Regions from separate parts of the Homo sapiens genome. Here region 1 is linked to region 2. The links are chromatin loops, found by intact Hi-C in ENCODE. Cell type or tissue: natural killer cell. All regions are shown on one strand. Links, peaks and the distances in the headings refer to the core of each region. The heading gives the core; the rest is flanking DNA. Region 1 holds the start of FMR1 (fragile X messenger ribonucleoprotein 1). Region 2 has its middle 7.0 kb from the start of IDS.

What was found. A loop is a pair of places that touch in the nucleus more often than their neighbours do. Peaks named below come from ENCODE experiments on the same cell type or tissue, not always from the same donor. Only the 100,000 strongest peaks of a DNase experiment are listed, where the experiment ranks them.
Region 1: it touches region 2 in a loop (5-fold over the local background); 6 of 110 quality-filtered maps call a loop at or near these places.

What each region holds. Positions count from the first base shown.
Region 1 is chrX:147,910,119-147,913,020 of GRCh38, forward strand. It overlaps FMR1 (fragile X messenger ribonucleoprotein 1), which reads left to right and starts at 1,801. Exons shown (of 17, transcript NM_002024.6): 1 at 1,801-2,112. The coding sequence starts at 2,062. It overlaps FMR1-AS1 (FMR1 antisense RNA 1), which reads right to left and starts at 1,699. Exons shown (of 2, transcript NR_024503.3): 1 at 1,524-1,699; 2 at 1-877. RefSeq lists enhancers at 1,332-1,541, 2,122-2,221 and a silencer at 1,622-1,961. In natural killer cell, for the core only: no CTCF peak of the experiment used is centred there; DNase peaks (open chromatin) are centred at 1,753 and 2,613; H3K4me3 peaks cover 1,425 bases; H3K27ac peaks cover 1,521 bases.
Region 2 is chrX:149,510,870-149,513,771 of GRCh38, forward strand. No RefSeq gene overlaps it. Among named protein-coding and RNA genes, the nearest start is that of IDS, 7.0 kb to the left of the region's middle. RefSeq lists enhancers at 1-763, 1,449-1,743. In natural killer cell, for the core only: a CTCF peak has its summit at 1,567 (motif pointing right); a DNase peak (open chromatin) is centred at 1,582; H3K27ac peaks cover 1,132 bases.

The DNA of each region.
Region 1 (2,902 bases), core at 321-2,820, 1.6 Mb before region 2:
AATTGAGGAGCAAAGTTAACTCTCTGTACCTGAGATAAAATAACTAGCTAATAGGAATCCAGCTGAAAACCTTAAGGTGCAGGGCCTCTATGGGGCCCAGGAAGGATGTGTAGAGACATGAACGGATGAAAGTGCATCACAGGTTCAGGGAACAACACAGGTTGAGTGTGGCTTGTAGTAAAAATGGTTGTGAAGAGTTGACATATTTTTAAGCCCTGGGTAAATTGAACAACAGCTTACACTTGGAGGGGTATAATCATTCTAATCAATGTGTCCCCTTTTACTATAATACATTGGAGTTGCAGCTAATGCTCTGCTCCCATTCAGCCTATGATGAGATTCTCTTTCAGCCCTATTGGGTTCTTGGCCTCATGTGACTACTCCAAAGACCCTAGTCCAAAAGGTCTTTCCTGTTTGCTATGGCCTTGAGGAATGTGGCCCTAGATCCACCGCTTTAAAGCTGGAGTTCCACCAGCAGCAACATCCTCTCATTCTGGGGCACCTGCCTGGGGCAGGTCATCCTGCCTCTGCCAACTCAGTGCTATTAGTTAACTCTCACCTGCCATATTCCAGCTGGAATCATCTCCCCTTCTCCACCCCAGACTAGGTCATGTTCCGCCATCATGGAAGCGCCTATTCTTCATACCCCTTATCACAGCTGCAACTACTCATTTACTTGTCTGACAATTTGATTTATGTCCACCTACTTTGCTAGGTACTAAGTTCAATGCTGGCAGTCGTTTCTTCTTTTTTTTTCTTTTCTGTTTTGCTCACCGATTTCTCGTTAGCACTTAGCACAGTGTCTGGCACACGATAGATGCTCCGTCAACTTCTCAGTTGGATACCAGCATCCCGAAGGGAACATGGATTAAGGCAGCTATAAGCACGGTGTAAAAACAGGAATAAGAAAAAGTTGAGGTTTGTTTCACAGTGGAATGTAAAGGGTTGCAAGGAGGTGCATCGGCCCCTGTGGACAGGACGCATGACTGCTACACACGTGTTCACCCCACCCTCTGGCACAGGGTGCACATACAGTAGGGGCAGAAATGAACCTCAAGTGCTTAACACAATTTTTAAAAAATATATAGTCAAGTGAAAGTATGAAAATGAGTTGAGGAAAGGCGAGTACGTGGGTCAAAGCTGGGTCTGAGGAAAGGCTCACATTTTGAGATCCCGACTCAATCCATGTCCCTTAAAGGGCACAGGGTGTCTCCACAGGGCCGCCCAAAATCTGGTGAGAGAGGGCGTAGACGCCTCACCTTCTGCCTCTACGGGTCACAAAAGCCTGGGTCACCCTGGTTGCCACTGTTCCTAGTTCAAAGTCTTCTTCTGTCTAATCCTTCACCCCTATTCTCGCCTTCCACTCCACCTCCCGCTCAGTCAGACTGCGCTACTTTGAACCGGACCAAACCAAACCAAACCAAACCAAACCAAACCAGACCAGACACCCCCTCCCGCGGAATCCCAGAGAGGCCGAACTGGGATAACCGGATGCATTTGATTTCCCACGCCACTGAGTGCACCTCTGCAGAAATGGGCGTTCTGGCCCTCGCGAGGCAGTGCGACCTGTCACCGCCCTTCAGCCTTCCCGCCCTCCACCAAGCCCGCGCACGCCCGGCCCGCGCGTCTGTCTTTCGACCCGGCACCCCGGCCGGTTCCCAGCAGCGCGCATGCGCGCGCTCCCAGGCCACTTGAAGAGAGAGGGCGGGGCCGAGGGGCTGAGCCCGCGGGGGGAGGGAACAGCGTTGATCACGTGACGTGGTTTCAGTGTTTACACCCGCAGCGGGCCGGGGGTTCGGCCTCAGTCAGGCGCTCAGCTCCGTTTCGGTTTCACTTCCGGTGGAGGGCCGCCTCTGAGCGGGCGGCGGGCCGACGGCGAGCGCGGGCGGCGGCGGTGACGGAGGCGCCGCTGCCAGGGGGCGTGCGGCAGCGCGGCGGCGGCGGCGGCGGCGGCGGCGGCGGAGGCGGCGGCGGCGGCGGCGGCGGCGGCGGCTGGGCCTCGAGCGCCCGCAGCCCACCTCTCGGGGGCGGGCTCCCGGCGCTAGCAGGGCTGAAGAGAAGATGGAGGAGCTGGTGGTGGAAGTGCGGGGCTCCAATGGCGCTTTCTACAAGGTACTTGGCTCTAGGGCAGGCCCCATCTTCGCCCTTCCTTCCCTCCCTTTTCTTCTTGGTGTCGGCGGGAGGCAGGCCCGGGGCCCTCTTCCCGAGCACCGCGCCTGGGTGCCAGGGCACGCTCGGCGGGATGTTGTTGGGAGGGAAGGACTGGACTTGGGGCCTGTTGGAAGCCCCTCTCCGACTCCGAGAGGCCCTAGCGCCTATCGAAATGAGAGACCAGCGAGGAGAGGGTTCTCTTTCGGCGCCGAGCCCCGCCGGGGTGAGCTGGGGATGGGCGAGGGCCGGCGGCAGGTACTAGAGCCGGGCGGGAAGGGCCGAAATCGGCGCTAAGTGACGGCGATGGCTTATTCCCCCTTTCCTAAACATCATCTCCCAGCGGGATCCGGGCCTGTCGTGTGGGTAGTTGTGGAGGAGCGGGGGGCGCTTCAGCCGGGCCGCCTCCTGCAGCGCCAAGAGGGCTTCAGGTCTCCTTTGGCTTCTCTTTTCCGGTCTAGCATTGGGACTTCGGAGAGCTCCACTGTTCTGGGCGAGGGCTGTGAAGAAAGAGTAGTAAGAAGCGGTAGTCGGCACCAAATCACAATGGCAACTGATTTTTAGTGGCTTCTCTTTGTGGATTTCGGAGGAGATTTTAGATCCAAAAGTTTCAGGAAGACCCTAACATGGCCCAGCAGTGCATTGAAGAAGTTGATCATCGTGAATATTCGCGTCCCCCTTTTTGTTAAACGGGGTAAATTCAGGAATGCACATGCTTCAGCGTCTAAAACCATTAGCAGCGCTGCTACTTAAA
Region 2 (2,902 bases), core at 285-2,784:
GAAACAATGATGGCCGTTTGGGAATAAAGGAGGGCTCTCACAGTTGAAGTTTTCTCCATCTGGGCTTGGGTAAGGAGAAGGGCTTCTGGTCCCTCAGGCCTGTCAGTCATATACCTGGGACCTGTCCCGTGGTCATATAGACCAGACCCTGCACACCTGCAGTCTCAGGTTCTGACAAGCAGATATCTTGCAAAGCGGAGCCCACAGCTGGAATTCAAGGCAAAGCCCATCCCCTCTTGCCAGCAAGGCAGGAGTGTCCCTTCTGAAGTAAAAGCCAGAGGACAAGATGGACTGGGAAACACTGCAAAGACATTGCTCCTCGGCCTTTGGTGACGTTCCTCCAAGGTCCCCTCTCACAGGTGTGTTATGAGACATACCTCAGGCATGAGTGGACGCATCAACAAAAGGAATAGCTAAACACAGCCTGAAATAGGATGCCTTCAAGGGGACAAACAGAAGTGTAGGAGGAAGGATCTTCAAAGACATGCCAAATTACCGTGACTCATTACCATGGCCCTCTTAAGATCAGTGCTCGCAAGAAGTCAGTAGTTTATGCCAAACAAGTATAGCAAGAAGAGCAACCTTGCTGGGTGGGTGAGGAAAATCAGTCCTCTTTTCTATGACATGAGACTAATTATTAAAAGAATTTCAATTTTGTCTTTACCAAGACATGAGTTCCTTATGTACTGCATGCTGTCTTCTGCTTTTTATTTGAAGAAATGTGGCATTTGGGAAGCAGCAGATGTCCCCCCTGTGGAATCAATGTGAAATGATATTTTTGTAACATCATTAAAAAGTCTATCAAAATGGGAAATTTCTCTAACACTTTCTAAGGGACCAATAAAAACACTCAGAGGAGGAAGGCTTATCAGCGGAGATTCTTGCTAAAGGGCAAGTGTATTCACATATGAAACATAGTTTTCAAAGTCCTCAGAGCCCACAGCTGGGATTTCTTTCCATCGAATCTTGGAGCCTAAGCATTGCAGTTAAATCCTGGGCAGGAGCAAAGCCTCGAGGCCCCCAGTCTTAACCCTTACTTTGTATCCCAATGCAGAAACCACCAGCTTGCCCCCAGCTGGCTGCCTGGTTCCCACCTTTCTGATTGATGGTGGCTAAGCAGTCACATGATAGGGCAGTCTAAAGAGTATAAACTCTGTTGGCACAATGTCTCACACCTGTAATCCCAGCAGGCGTGGGAGGGCAAGGCAGGAGGATCACCTGAGGTCAGGAGTTCAAGATCAGCCTGACCAACATAGTGAAACTCCGTCTCTACTAAACACAAAAAAATTAGCGTGGCATGGTGGTGGGCGCCTGTAATTCCAGCTACTTAGGAGGCTGAGGCAGGAGAATCGCTTGAACCCGGGAGGCAGAGGTTGCAGTGAACCGAGATTGCACCACTGAACTCCAGCCTGGGCAACAACAGCGAAACTCTGTCTCAAAGAAAAGAAAAAAAAAAAAAGTATGAACTCTGGAATCAGACAGGCCTGATTTCAACCCTAGCTCCTCTGTGACCCTGAGCCACTGCTAAACTTCCCTGGGCCCCATCAGGAAATGTGAATCCCACAAACAGCCAGCAGAGGGACCCACTCCCAGCCTCCAGAAAGTACTCAATCAACTGGGCCTTTGTGAAGCAGGTTCTGCCTGCCTGGCCAGAGACTAGCTTGTGGAGTTCCAGATCCTAGCCTTCTTAGCCTGCTTCAGCTCCAGCCCAGATGAGGCAAAGCTGTAGCAATTGCTGGCTCTCCTGAGCCCCACATGGCTTGTATCATGGCTAGTGAACTTCAGAGAGATGCATAAGGGCCAGTGAAATATTTTCAGTTCTGAAGCCACAGCCTGTGCCATGTGGGGGTTTTCACCCTGCACTGAGGTGATGCATCTGGCTAGGCTCCAGGGCTTTGTGAGCATTTTCCTGAGGGCCCCATCTATGGCTACCATCATGCAGTGTAACTTGTTTTCAACATCAACAACGAGCTGCTCAAAGAATAAGTTCTCTTTTGAGACCAGCCTGGCCAACATGGTGAAACCCTGTCTCTACTAAAAATACAAAAATTAGCCAGGCATGGTGGTGCAAGCTTGTAATCCCAGCTACTCAGGAGGCTGAGAAGGAAGAATCGCTTGAACCTGGGAGGCAGAGGTTGCAGTGAGCCGAGATCATGCCACTGCACTCCAGTCTGGGTTACCGCGTGAGACCCTGTCTCAAAGAAAATAAAATAAAAATAAAAAAAGATTAAGTTCTCACAACAGCAGGCTGGAGGGAGGATGACATTAGCACTCTTCATACCACTGTCAGTCCACAGTGGGGTCCAAAGTCAAACAAAAGACCCCAACACCAGGATTGTTTTGGTATTCTTTTCCGATAACATCTTTGCGGATCAAATTCATCCCAGACTTTTCAACTCATTGAATCCTCACTGCTGCCCGAGGGACTGTGCACTACTTTTCTCTCCAGAGTAGCAATGCACAAACTGAGGCTTGGAGAGGGTCATTGCTGGCCCAAGGTCTCATAGCCCCTGGCTTCTTAATCACTATGCAACACTGCCACGGGCCAGGGCTCTGGGCTGGGCTGCTAGGCCCTGTGCTTTAAGGGTAACCATGATCTGCTCTCATAGGCAACCAGGGCACATGGAAGGTCACAAGGCTGAGAGCAGGGGTGGATAGGCAAGAGAGTTTCCAGAACATAGGCTGTCAGAAAACCCCAATTTTACATGGGGGAAAAGTACATTTTACAATTCAGGATCCAGATTAGTTCTAAGTTATTACTGTTAGCTACCAAGTCTGAGTGAGTAAGCCCTGAGCACCACTGTCTAAAGAAATTTATGGCCCTACAATGCTGAGATGTGGGTTCTACCATCCTCATGTTACGTGATGAGAAAGTGGACGTAAGCTGTCTAAGGTCACACAG